Linked DNA regions of Mus musculus: region 1 is linked to region 2. A link is a loop called in an ENCODE intact Hi-C map of the cell type or tissue named here. Cell type or tissue: gastrocnemius. All regions are shown on one strand. Links, peaks and the distances in the headings refer to the core of each region. The heading gives the core; the rest is flanking DNA.

The links. Peaks named below come from ENCODE experiments on the same cell type or tissue, not always from the same donor. Only the 100,000 strongest peaks of a DNase experiment are listed, where the experiment ranks them.
Region 1: a loop joins it to region 2, with 2.5 times the contacts of the local background. A loop is called at or near these places in 13 of 42 quality-filtered maps.

What each region holds. Positions count from the first base shown.
Region 1 is chr11:73,112,704-73,118,622 of GRCm38, reverse strand. Itgae (integrin alpha E, epithelial-associated) reads right to left here. Exons shown (of 31, transcript NM_008399.3): 7 at 5,554-5,669; 8 at 4,890-5,041; 9 at 3,613-3,766; 10 at 2,966-3,116; 11 at 2,476-2,543; 12 at 1,371-1,509; 13 at 426-571; 14 at 1-128. Among named protein-coding and RNA genes, the nearest start is that of Haspin, 23 kb to the left of the region's middle. In gastrocnemius, for the core only: no CTCF peak of the experiment used is centred there; a DNase peak (open chromatin) is centred at 2,567.
Region 2 is chr11:73,003,842-73,009,760 of GRCm38, reverse strand. P2rx1 (purinergic receptor P2X, ligand-gated ion channel, 1) reads right to left here. Exons shown (of 12, transcript NM_008771.3): 2 at 1,512-1,659; 3 at 1,223-1,294; 4 at 764-833; 5 at 479-575; 6 at 95-175. Among named protein-coding and RNA genes, the nearest start is that of P2rx1, 7.7 kb to the right of the region's middle. In gastrocnemius, for the core only: CTCF peaks have their summits at 1,864 (motif pointing left) and 3,198 (motif pointing left); DNase peaks (open chromatin) are centred at 1,576, 1,851, 2,412, 3,191 and 1 more place.

The DNA.
Region 1 (5,919 bases), core at 324-5,323, 110 kb before region 2:
TGGTACACATAGACTCTGCCTTCTTCTCCACGGATGTGGTAAAATGGAGCAGCCACCAGTAGAAAATCTGTGGTCCCATCCATGTCGATATCCACAGGGCACAGCACAGAGCCAAAGTAGGACCCCATCTACAACCCAGAAAGAACTCAGCACTCCTGAGCATAGCGAGACCCCCTTCCACCCTCCCCTCAGCTACAGCCGTTGCTTGTGCTCTTCCTGGAGCACCAAGCTGGGGTTGTTCCGGATCAGTCTGATCTCTGGGGTCACAGGGGACTAGGGGTGAATAGCTGAGTCTCTACAGAGGGAGCCCACTGAGCAGACACGAGAACCACTGAATTTACACCCAGACCTGAGCCTTGCTCAGGGTGTCCCATCCCTCTCTCCAGGACCTCAGGTGGTAGAAAGGTGACATCTCCAGGAGGTACCTGCTCTCCTTCTATCCGTCGCACAAAGGCATCCTCCTCTCTGTCCTCCTTCCGGAGCTCAAACACAGCCCCACGGAGCTTGTGCCTTGGAGCCCCTGCCACGTAAGAGACGCCGTGGGCCTTGTGTAGCACCGCAAGGGAGTAACCTGGGGCCAGAGTGGTGTGAATGCACACAATTGCTCCCCACCTCCAGTCTTTCCCTTCAACTCCATTTTCCCAGTCACATGTTCCCACTAAAGTCAGTTCTGCACTGACAGTGGCATGTGTGCCCCCATACATGCATGGTACACTGCACCCCTTCAGCACACCAGCTCTGTATGTGAAGACTGGGGAGAAGGGTGGGGAGGGGTACCCACGACTGTTATTGTTTGTTGTTGTTGTTTTGTTTTTCTGTTTTTCAATACAGGGTTTTTCTGTATAGCCCTGGCTGTCCTGGAACTCACTTTGTAGACCAGGCTGGCCTCAAACTCAGAAATCTGCCTGCCTCTGCCTCCCAAGTGCTGGGATTAAAGGCGTGTGCCACCACTGCCTGGCACCCATGACTGTTATTAACAGAGATGCCCTGGTTCCTCTTACTCAGAGTCCAAGGCCACCCTGTCTGCATCTCTAATTCTCAATATCAGGGTCCCTAGCTAAGGTCTGATAGCCTGATGGTGTGTGAGCCATAACTTGTCTCCATTAGGAATCCTAATATGCACACCAGCCTGTCCCTGGGTTAGCTTCCAAGCCTGTCTTCTAGCCCCTGACCCAGAAGACAGGCTTGCTCCTTCTTAGCCTTCAGGCCCTACCCTCCCGTATCCATTGACTAGGTTTCATTGCCCTCCAGGCTCCACTTTCCCCATCCAGGCCCCACCTTCGCCCCACCCTCCTACTGTCCTAGAGCTCCTTTCTCTTTGCCACCTCCAGGCCCCACCCTCGTCCCACCTGCATCCACCCTGCCCTTACCTAGGTAGCTGTACTGTACAGTCCTGGAGTCCTCCTTGGCTGTCTGGTTTAGGAAGCAGCCCCGGCCATTCTGTGTGCTGTAGAGCAGCGCACCCCCAGACCAGTTAAAGGCCCCCACAGTGCCAAGCAACACCTGCCCCTGCAGAGGACCGAGAGGGCACCAAGTGAGTGGGAGGGACCCAGGGGCCAGAGAAGCAAAACTTCCTGGACAAAGAGGGTCTTCAGCGGCCAGGAAGGAAGACGGGTTGGCAAATACTGGGTTTTCTGCTCCATTCTCATGAGTCCGGTGAGTAACCCAAGCTCCAGAAGGTACCCTGGGACCCAGATTTTGAGCATTTTTGAACATATGGTCGAGTAAGATGGTACTCTTAACCTCCCCCTTTGTCCCCTGTGCTGTGTGAAGGTACTGTATCCTGCAGCATGAACCTATGGGGGGGGGGGCGCTTGTTAGTATGTGTGGTGTGTGTGGTGTGGTGTGTGTGTGTGTGTGTGTGTGTGTGTGTGTGTGTGTGCGTGTGCATGCGCAGATGGCATCTCTCACCTGCACAGAGGCCCCAGTTAGTGGGTGCTCTGTCTATTGTTCCCCTCCTTCTTCCTCCTCTGCTTCCTCTTCTCCCACACACTGGACAAAGCTTCAGCTTTATCAAACCACTTGTTTTCCTGACACACTTCGTTGTTTTGTTTTGTTTTGTTTTGTTTTGTTTTGTTTTGTTTTGTTTTGTTTTGTTTCTTTTTTTGAGACAGGGTTTCTCTGTGTAGCCCTGGCTGTCCTGGAACTCACTCTGTAGACCAGGCTGGCCTCGAACTCAGAAATCTGCCTGCCTCTGCTTCCCGAGTGCTGGGATTAAAGGCGTGCACCACCACCGCCCGGCTCTCCTGACACACTTCGACCAAAGCCGAATCTCAGTCCATACAGCTAAAAGAATGTCCCAATCCTTTAAGCACACAAGGTGACCTCCTATAATAAATCACTATTCTCTTGTCTATCTCGGTGGTCCAGACTGGGGAAGCTAGGCTCCTCCCACAGGGAAACTATGAAGCAGGAGCCCCCCAGCCCCCAGTGGCACATCTTGGGGAACCTGCCGGTGCTGAGTGGGCCACAAACCTTGTCCAGGATCTGGGCACTGAAACCAGTCTGTGCGAGTTGATATTGAAGGGCATCTCCAACTGTACCTGGAAGCCAAGGAAGCTGGTGAAACGCTGTGCCAACTGGCAGGGTAAGGCACGTCTAGGAGGGGCCGGCTGGGCCAGGCCCCCAGAGGGATGGCTATGCTATTTGGAGGAACAGTGCACTGAGCTGAGAACAGAGATCTGGGTTGTGCTTAAGTAAGTACTGTGGCTGAGCCTGGGCAGATCACGTTGTCTGCCTGGGCCTCTGTCTCCTCCTCTGTAAGTGCCTATTGGGATTCTGTTCTAGTCTTAATTGCTTTTCTACCACTGGCTCAGCAGAGCTTCATAGAGTCAGGGAGGGGAGCAGGGCTGGGGGTGCCATTGCCATTTTAGAGGTTAACAGCTTATGTCTCTGGGAGGTGGTCTCGAGGAGGATGTCCTGCTGAACGCTGGGGCGTTCTCACAAGGTCCGTGGGAGCCCTCACCTTCCATATGAACGATGTGTTGTTGCAGCTTGCTCAGCAGCCCATCCAGAGCTGAGTAGTTGGTCACCTTGAAAGTGTGGGCCTCTTTGGGGTCTGAGGCAATCAGCTTCAGTTCTCTGTAAGTGTTGTTATTCTTGAATGCATCACCCACCTGCATGAAGACCCCAGTCAGTGAGTGATCCATCACCGTCTCCTTCCTTCCTTCCTTCCTTCCTTCTTCCTTCCTTCCTCTCCCTCTTTCCTTTCTTGCTCATTGCCCTTCACTCCCAATAAAGCTCCACTTTTGGCAATGTGTTCCTGACACACCTGTATCTCCTCAGCATCCCCTCCCCACCTACAGAGCCCGATGACTCTCCCCTGTGTATTAGGCCAGATGTTCATGTTAGCTACCAGGACTCATCTCAGTGGTCTCCCTAGGAACCTTTGTACAGGCTCTCCCCATCCTGTTCAGCCAGTGAGCTATGCCCACCTCAGGATGAGCCTTCTGTAGGACCCAAGAAGGAGGGAGGCCTGTAAGAGCAGGTGGCCAGGAGAAGAGGAGTAACTGTGAGTAGAGAGGGTTTGGATAGGATACACAGTCTCCACTGGGCTGCTCCCTTACCCAGTCTATACAGAGTCAGGTTTGCCTCCCAGCTCTTAGTGCTTACCCCAATGGCAAAGCGCACAACACCCTGCATCTTTGGGGAGTTGATGACAGTCGTAAGATTGAGAGGGTCCCCAAATATGTCACCATCAGTAAGTACCACCATGACCTTCAATGCTTTTTTTCTGGAGCCACGGCTTGGAATGAAGATATTGTCTCTTAACAGGAGAGAGAATGGGGACAATTGTCTGGAAGGCTCTGGGTAAGTTTTCATTCACTGATCAGCTAAAGTTAAGGAGCCCCTGCCCCGGAAGAGGGCGGATTTGCATCACACAGCAAGGCATAAGCTGCACAGCTACACTTCATCTGCTCCACATTGTAAGAGCACCATGTCTGCCCCATTTATGTGTACCCAGTATGGAATTTTAGGTTAAAAGAACAGTCAATATTTAATTTTTAATTTTACTTCTATAAAAAATTGAATTTTCTGAGTTTCTTGCTTGTTTGTTCTGTGGGGTTTTGTTTGTTTGTTTGTTTTGACTTTTGTTTGTCTGTTTTGGTTTTTGGGTTTTGTTTTTGTTTTTTGAGGCAGGGTCTCTCCGTGTAGCCCTGGCTGTCCCGAAACTGGCTATGAAGATCTGTCCTCAAATTCACTTTTGGGGTTTGAGGCACAACTTCCCAGCCTCCTGAGTGCTGGCATTATGGATATGTGTCACCTTGCCTAGTTTCAGGTCCTTATGCATCAGGCACTATTATAAATATAGTGCATAATTTAACTATTTAATTCTCACAAAATCCTAAGAAGCAACAATTTGTGTTATCTTCATGTTAGAAGTGAAGAAGCAAAGCACAGTGGTGGCGCATGCCTTTAATCCCAGCACTTGGGAGGCAGGGGCAGGTGGATTTCTGAGTTCAAGGCCAACCTGTTCTACAGAGTGAGTTCCAGGGTAGCCAGTGGCTATACAGAGAAACCCTGTCTCGAAAAAGAAAAAAAAAAAAAAGGAAGGGAGAGGAGGAGGAGGAGGAGGAGGAGAGGGGGAGGAGAAAAAGAAGAAGAAGAAGAAGAAGAAGAAGAAGAAGAAGAAGAAGAAGAAGAAGAAGAAGAAGAAGAAGAAGAAATTTAAGTAATTTGTCCAAGATCATACAAGAGCAGCTAGGATCTGAGCCCAGCAGCCTTCTCCTGGGCACTCCTGAGCATCTAACAGCAGGAAGCCCTTGAGGGAATTACAGAAAGACAGGGAGTCATCCCCACAGCCCTTCTCAGCACCCTAACTTCCTCCTCCCACAGTTCCACCCAGCCATCCCTCTATACACAGAGCCTCTCCGAGGCACTGGACTCACAGGACATGCTGCATGGCTGAGGCGGTCTTAGTGACTTCCTTCACTTGAACGATGCTCTGAACTTTGGCAAGGGAGGCGTTAATGTCCCGGCTCTCTTGAAGATCAAACTCAGTCTGGATCACGGCCCCATACTGCACCAGGGCAAAGTTGCACTGGAGAGCAGAGGGGGTGGAGGGAGTGATTGGACTGTAATATAGACACCTCTGCCCCAGAAGCACAGGAAGAAAGCACCTGTCTACTCTGATGTCCCTGAACACAAGGAGACACTAATGCAAAGGGAGGCCTCCAGCCAGGCAGGCACAGGCAGAGGAGAGTGACTTCTCTCTGGATCTGTGTCCCCATGAAGACCCCTCTATACTGACTATAGGTTCTGCATGTCACTTTCTTTGGCCAGTGGGACATTAAAATGTACTGGGACACTGAAACGTTCATGACTACTACAAATGAGTAGGGCCATCTCAGTCCATCCATCCCTAGTCAGGCAGGCAGATACCTATGGCAGTGTGGTAGCTCCAGGCAAAACTGACAGAAGAGTCACCCAGCTGAGCTCAGCAAAATAATACCTGAAGAGCTATGAGCAAACGAAGGGGGGCCATTCTGAAGCTGGTACTTAGATACCGATGTGTGCATAAGTGAGGAGACCCCAGCCCTCAAGGAAGCCCACCTCAAAACACTTCTCATAGAAGTTCCTCATCATGGTAGAGATGAAATTTTTGGCCTTCTGGAAGTCTGAGGGTTCAATGCTTCCTGAGCCATCCAGGACAATAGCGATCTCAGTGCCTGGTCAGGACGAAGGCGTGGGTGAGCTTCCAGGCAAGAATAAGGGCAGCATGTTCTGCCCTGTAAGGCACCCACCCACACACATACACAAAATACTCAGACTCCCTGCCTGCAGTTCAGTTCAGGGAAGAAGCCAGGGAAGCTCCTGAGAATGGAGTGCTCCCCTTCCTACCCTGTACCCCAAGACCCTGTATCCCTGGCTGTCCTAGAGCTAGCTCTGTAGACCAGGCTGGCCTCTGACTCACAGAGA
Region 2 (5,919 bases), core at 317-5,316:
CCAAGCAGCCGGGAGGGAGGGAGGGAGACAGCGCGCTGAGAGCGGCTGCAGCTGTGTCAAGCCACCTGCATCTCTGCCCTCCTTTCCCACAAACCTGTTGACCTTGAAGCGTGGAAAGCTGATGCTGTTTTTGATGAAGAGGGTGAAGTTCTCAGCCTCATGAAGAAGAGCAGGGCTGGGGGAGACAGCACTCAATCAATGCCCTTCCCCAAGAGTGTTTGTATGCCCTGAACAGCTATGCAGGGAGAGGGAGCAGGGAGCAGGGAGCGCAGGGTTCCTCCTGCAGAGGACATGTGGTGGGGCTGGAGTGGCCATGCTACAGATGGGACAGGGGCTTACAGGCTCCTAGACCAGGAAGACTCTTGGGCCACATGGATAGGCTGAGGGGTGGGATCAGAAGCATAAGGAACTCATTCTTGCCAGGTCTGTGGGCCTGAGCCCTGTCTCTAGCTCCCTTGAAGGAGAAGACATCAGTTACCTTGGGATCTTGTCATCCACCTCTACAGGACACCAGCCAAAGATCTCACACGTCTTCACAGTGCCATTGAAGGGCACACAGTTGCCTGTGCGAATACCTGTAGGGAGCCAGGAACCCCTGAGTTCCCACCCCGTTCTGGGCTTCCATCTCAGGGTAGGTGACAGGCAGGATGAGAGTGGCATAGACTCTCTCAGTGGAGAGCAGCTGGGTGGGGGGTGGGGTACAGAGAGAGAGGCAGACACAAGCAAGGTGGCTGTGGAGGTGACAGGAAGGGGCTGCTCTTACCTTGGGCTTTCCTTTCTGCTTTTCCTGGAGTGCAGCCACTGTCATCTTGGCATATGCCACCTTCTGGGTTCTGGGGGATGGGAGAGCTGCTGGCCCCAGACCCTGTGGTGTGGTCCTAAGGAGGACCCTCTCCTACCCCCAGGACCACAGTGTAGACATGGAGCAAAATCTCATATCCCATAGGAGACCCCTGCTCACAGCCTCCTTCTCCCACATTTGTCCTACATCTCTGCCCAGCTCACAAGTCCCAGTGTCCACTGGCAGGGAAGTGGAGGTTGGGATAGAGAAGCCCAGTGCCCCGCAACAGCACCATCAGTGTCTGAGGGTTATTTTATATGACTCTCTGTCAAACATTACATCATAACCACAATCAGAAAACTCATCCCACATTACCACCAAGGACCAAAGGGATTCCATTAAGTTATCTCCCCTGTGGGTCCAGAAGGGTGGGGTCCTCACCTCTGCACAATGTCCTTGAGCCTGCTGAGGGGTCATGATGAAATTGGTCATAACTACAAAGGAGCTGTCCCCCTGGAAGTGAAGGGCAGAGGGGTGATAGAGAGAATTGGTAAGACACTACCCCCGAAGGGCGCTGGAGCCCACCTAACACCCAGCAGACACCGCATCCCATGGTATCATGGTGGAGTCGCACAGTAAGGCAGACTGAGGCCCAGAGAGCAGGAAGCTGGACTGGTCCCTCAAAGAGCCTTAAGCCAGGGCTTATGGGAGGAAGGATGGTGCCGCTTACATGTGCTGGGAAGACATAGTCAGCCACGTCCCAGACCTGGGGTCCCAGGCCCTGGAGCTGGGTCACAGCCAAGCCCTTGAGTTTCACTGACACACTGCTGATAAGGCCACTTGAGGTCTGGTATCCTTTTTCATAGACAAACACCCACCTGTTGAGTGGGAACACCAGGGGAAACAAGGGAGTTAGGGTCTGTGCACTGTTAGACAAAACATCCAACGACGCAAGTGGCTGGGAAGGTTTCTGTCTTTTCTTGCATCCTCTTGTCCACCTCAGATACTTTCTGAATTTCTTTGGTTCGCAAGTAGTTTCCCAGGCTGGAGCCAAGACAGCCTTGCCTGCTGCCCCCTGCTGGCCCGTGCCTAAGTTCCCACTACTCCATCTCCACCAAGGAGGAGACCAAACCATGCAGCTACTGACTGACTGTCCCTCCTAATCCTTCTCCAAGAGTTGTTTGCCAGGGCTAGCTGGCCAGCTCTTGATCCCAGTCCTCCTTCTCAACACTCTTTCTTTCCACACAACCTCCAAGCAAAGTATGAGGACTGCCCGGGCTTTGCCTCCTGGCGCTGCTCCTCAGTGCAGTGAAGTTTGGAGTAGCTTCTACATCTTCCTCATTTATAAAACTGGAATAACACTAGTACTAGTCTGTTACGTGAATTAATGCAGAGAAGTTGCTTAGGATGCTAGCTGGCACTAGCAAAGGCTGTGGGTTGTCATTACTATTTAGAAAGGGAAGGAGAGAACAGTGTGTGTGTGTGTGTGTGTGTGTGTGTGTGTGTGTGGTAAAGCCAGGGAGTGGGGCTAGAGACCATAACCCCCACCTTGCAGAATCAAGCCCCGTTCCCCAAATTGTTGTATGAGTGTTTCACATTTACTCAAGGAGGTTCAGTGGGACTGACCTTGCGCTCAGGGATGGCACATAGCCAAGGCTTGCCAATCAATGTCCCACCCTCTGGCGGAAATAATGAGTCTGCCATTAGAGGAGTGTCAGTAGCAAAGCCAGATCTCTCTCTCTCTCTCTCTCTCTCTCTCTCTCTCTCTCTCTCTCTCTCTCTCTCTCTCTCTCTCTCCCTGAAATTTACTAGGAAAAATTTACAATGATTTACTTCCTCTGTATGGATGGCTAATCAGGGTACCTGGGAGACCCACACTACCCGCAGCCATTTTCTCCACCTCCAAACACGAACCTGAGGATGGAACCAGAAGACGGAGAGGACCAGACTCCTAACCATGTTGCTGGAGCCCTTGGGGGAAAACCCAGTTTCTGGACTATCCTACAACATGAGCCAATGAAGTCTCTTCCATTGTCTGAACTAGCTTCGGTTTCCTTTCTGTTGATTACACTGGGAATTTTGTATCTCACTTCTATCTGAGGATGACCTCTTCCTTTAGAAGAGACTGTGTAGCTTTAGGGTGTGTTGCCTGCTGGAACCTGTACCCATAGCCCTCTGCAGGAAGAGACTGTAGCAGTGTAGATTGTATACTCTGCTCCCTCCACACATTACCTTATCTAGACAAAGAGCTCAGAGCCATCGACTCTGGGAACAGGATTCTCCAAGCCCTAGTCCCAGAATCACTGTCACGTCTCTGTCCTGGGCTCCAGGGAAGCAGTTGGACCTCTCTCTGTCTTGCTACTTTAATCCTCTCCTGTCTAGAGGCCTAAGTGTGGTCACTGCTGCCCTCTGCAGGCCCTAAATAGCAACAGGTGAATCCCAACAAAGGTTTAGGTACTGATGAGTCTGCCTGCCAGGCTGCCCTGCTGGGAGCAACCTCTCAGGAAGAAAGGTTCCTCTCTCCCAAGGTCCCTTTCTGCAGTCAGGCCTCTGCTCTGCACCCCAGCTTAAAGAGGCTGCTGTGGAGGAAGGGGTTGCTACACATTCTAAAGCCCTCCTAGAGAAGCCACTAATTTCCCCTTCATATCTCCATCCTCAGAAGCCCAGTTTCTCTCTTTGCCCAGTACCAACACATTAAACAATGGGTGGAGAATCTGAAGTTTGAGGATGCCCCATTCCCGAAAGTCCAAGGTCAGACAGGAGCAGACACAGGCTGGAGGCCCTCAGCCAGGGCTGCATAGCACTGGTGTGCGTGTGTCTTCCAGGGGGCTCCTTCCTTTCTTACCCCAGCTATGGGTTAGGACCAATTACATAGTTTCTGGGCTGTGTCTGCCTGCTGGTCTCAGGGGTCAAAAGGAAATGTCAAATCTGGCATTTGTGACCTCAGTTCTGATAATAATAGCTTTGGCATGCCAGCAACAGGCCTGTCATTCCAAAGCTATGTCTTTTAAAAAGAGTTTATATTTAACTCCTGTGTGTGTGTGTGTGTGTGTGTGTGTGTGTGTGTGTGTACACTTAACTGTAGATAAACCATGAAGACTAAGACAAGGCATTGACCCCTGTGAAGTCAGAATTACAGGTGAGTGTAAGCTGCCGCTGGGAACTAAACTCAGATCCTCTGCAGGAGCAGTACACACTCTTAACAACTGAGCCATCTCCTCCAAAGCCATGCCTTGGCCTGGCCTTATGGCTACCACTCTGAAAAGGCCATCAAAGAGGTCTGAGGTCAAAGAAAGACACTGCTGTCTTCAGAAGCCCCCCCCCCCTCCAGCAATGACCCTTGCCAATCTCTCCAGCTCTCCTGGGGATCCCTTCTCAAAAGGTCCTTGGGAAGAAGACACACAGTGAAGTGGCCCATGTATTAGACACGCCAGATGTACGACTTCAGGCTAGAGGCTAAACCTCTCTGAGCCCCCAACCTTCTCAGTAAAATAGAGGCTGCCCTGCCTCGAAGGAAATCCCACTTGGCAAATCCTTAACAAGACTGTATGCTCACGCCGGGCCCACAAAGATGAAAACATCTTGGTAATTGCCTGGGGAGGGTTCTATGAGTTCTCTTCAAGTAAATTAGCAAAGTAGCTGGTGTGCCATAGACACATGAAAATGAAACTCTCTCATCAGATTCTCCCTGTTCCCGGGGCCTCCATTCTCAGCCCAGGGCAGAGCTCTGAGTGAACAGCTGAGGGTACACTTGCCTCAAGAACTACCCCCACTTCTGTGCTCTTTCTGCCCTGCAACTCAGCCCCACACATCTAGCTAGTCATTCAACAAACATGTAGGTACCAAGCCCATCTTCTGGGCCAAGCACTGTTCTTGACACTAAAACCACAGAAGTGAGCAAAACCCAAGAACCTGCCCTCAAGAAGTCTATACAGACGCCTGTGTCCATCTCTGGGTGCTTTGTGCTGGTGTCCTCAGCTTGACTGCATCTGGAATCACCAAGCAGACTCACCTCAGGGCCTGCACACAGAGGATTAACCGAGAGGGCAAGTTAACTCAGAGTGAGCAATACCTTCCAACAGGCCCAGAGGTAAAGAAGTCAGAGAAAAAGCAGTGTGGCCTGTCTGCCTTCACTTCCTCCTAGAGTGTGTGCTATTGCTGCAACTGACATCCTCTGCTGACATCGGGCCCTACCTTCTTTGGTCTTCCAATGTGAGCCGAGAATTAGTGACTCTTTAGGAATCTTCCAGGCCTCCGGTACCATATTGGGACTCCTGAGATATCCAGCTTCATGGACTGATCTGCTACCAGGCTTTCTGCCCCCTCCAGCATGCAGAGAGCTGTAGTTAAACTACCTGGCCCCTATCTATTGTGTAAGTCCATCTAGTGACTCCTCTTCTATGCCACACATACATTCTGTCAGTGTTGTTCCTATAGAGGACCTTTCCCAGTGCAGATCTGAATACTGAGGAATGGGGCCATTGCTTAGATACGGCTGACCATGTACAGCTTAGGCCTTTGAAACTGGTCTGTGGAAGGAGCTGTGGGCTACAGAAGCCCTTGGATGCTGTAATCAGAGCTTAATAGGCCATTCTGGTGAGAATATAGAGGATAAGAATGCTAAGAGAAATACAGCCCGTGGGGACCAAGATCATGAGGTCTCACAGGGAAATACAAGCTCATTTGGGAACTAGGCCATCTGGGTCATTTCTGTTATACGCTGGCAAAGAACCTAACTTCATTCTGTCTCTGTCCTGAGAACTTGGAGGAGGCTTAATGTAAAAGCAATAAGCTAATTTTTTTTTTTGAAGAGGAAGTTGACTTTGTTGTTTGGACCATTTGAAACAAAGTTTCAAACATCCCTGCTTGGCCTTAAACTCTCTGTGTAGCTGAAGATGACCTTGAACTCCTGCCTCTACCTGCACACAGGGATGCAAATCCACCTACGTTTATGTGTCCTGGGGATGGACTCCAGGGCTTCGTGGTGCATGCTATGCAGATACTATCTCAGCTGAGCTACATCCCCAGTGAGGAAGGTTTAACTTAGCTGGGGATGCCCACCCTGAATGTGAGCAGCACCATGCTGTGAGCCGAATACGAAGGGGAAAGCAAGCCGGCATTCTCATTGCTTCCTGACT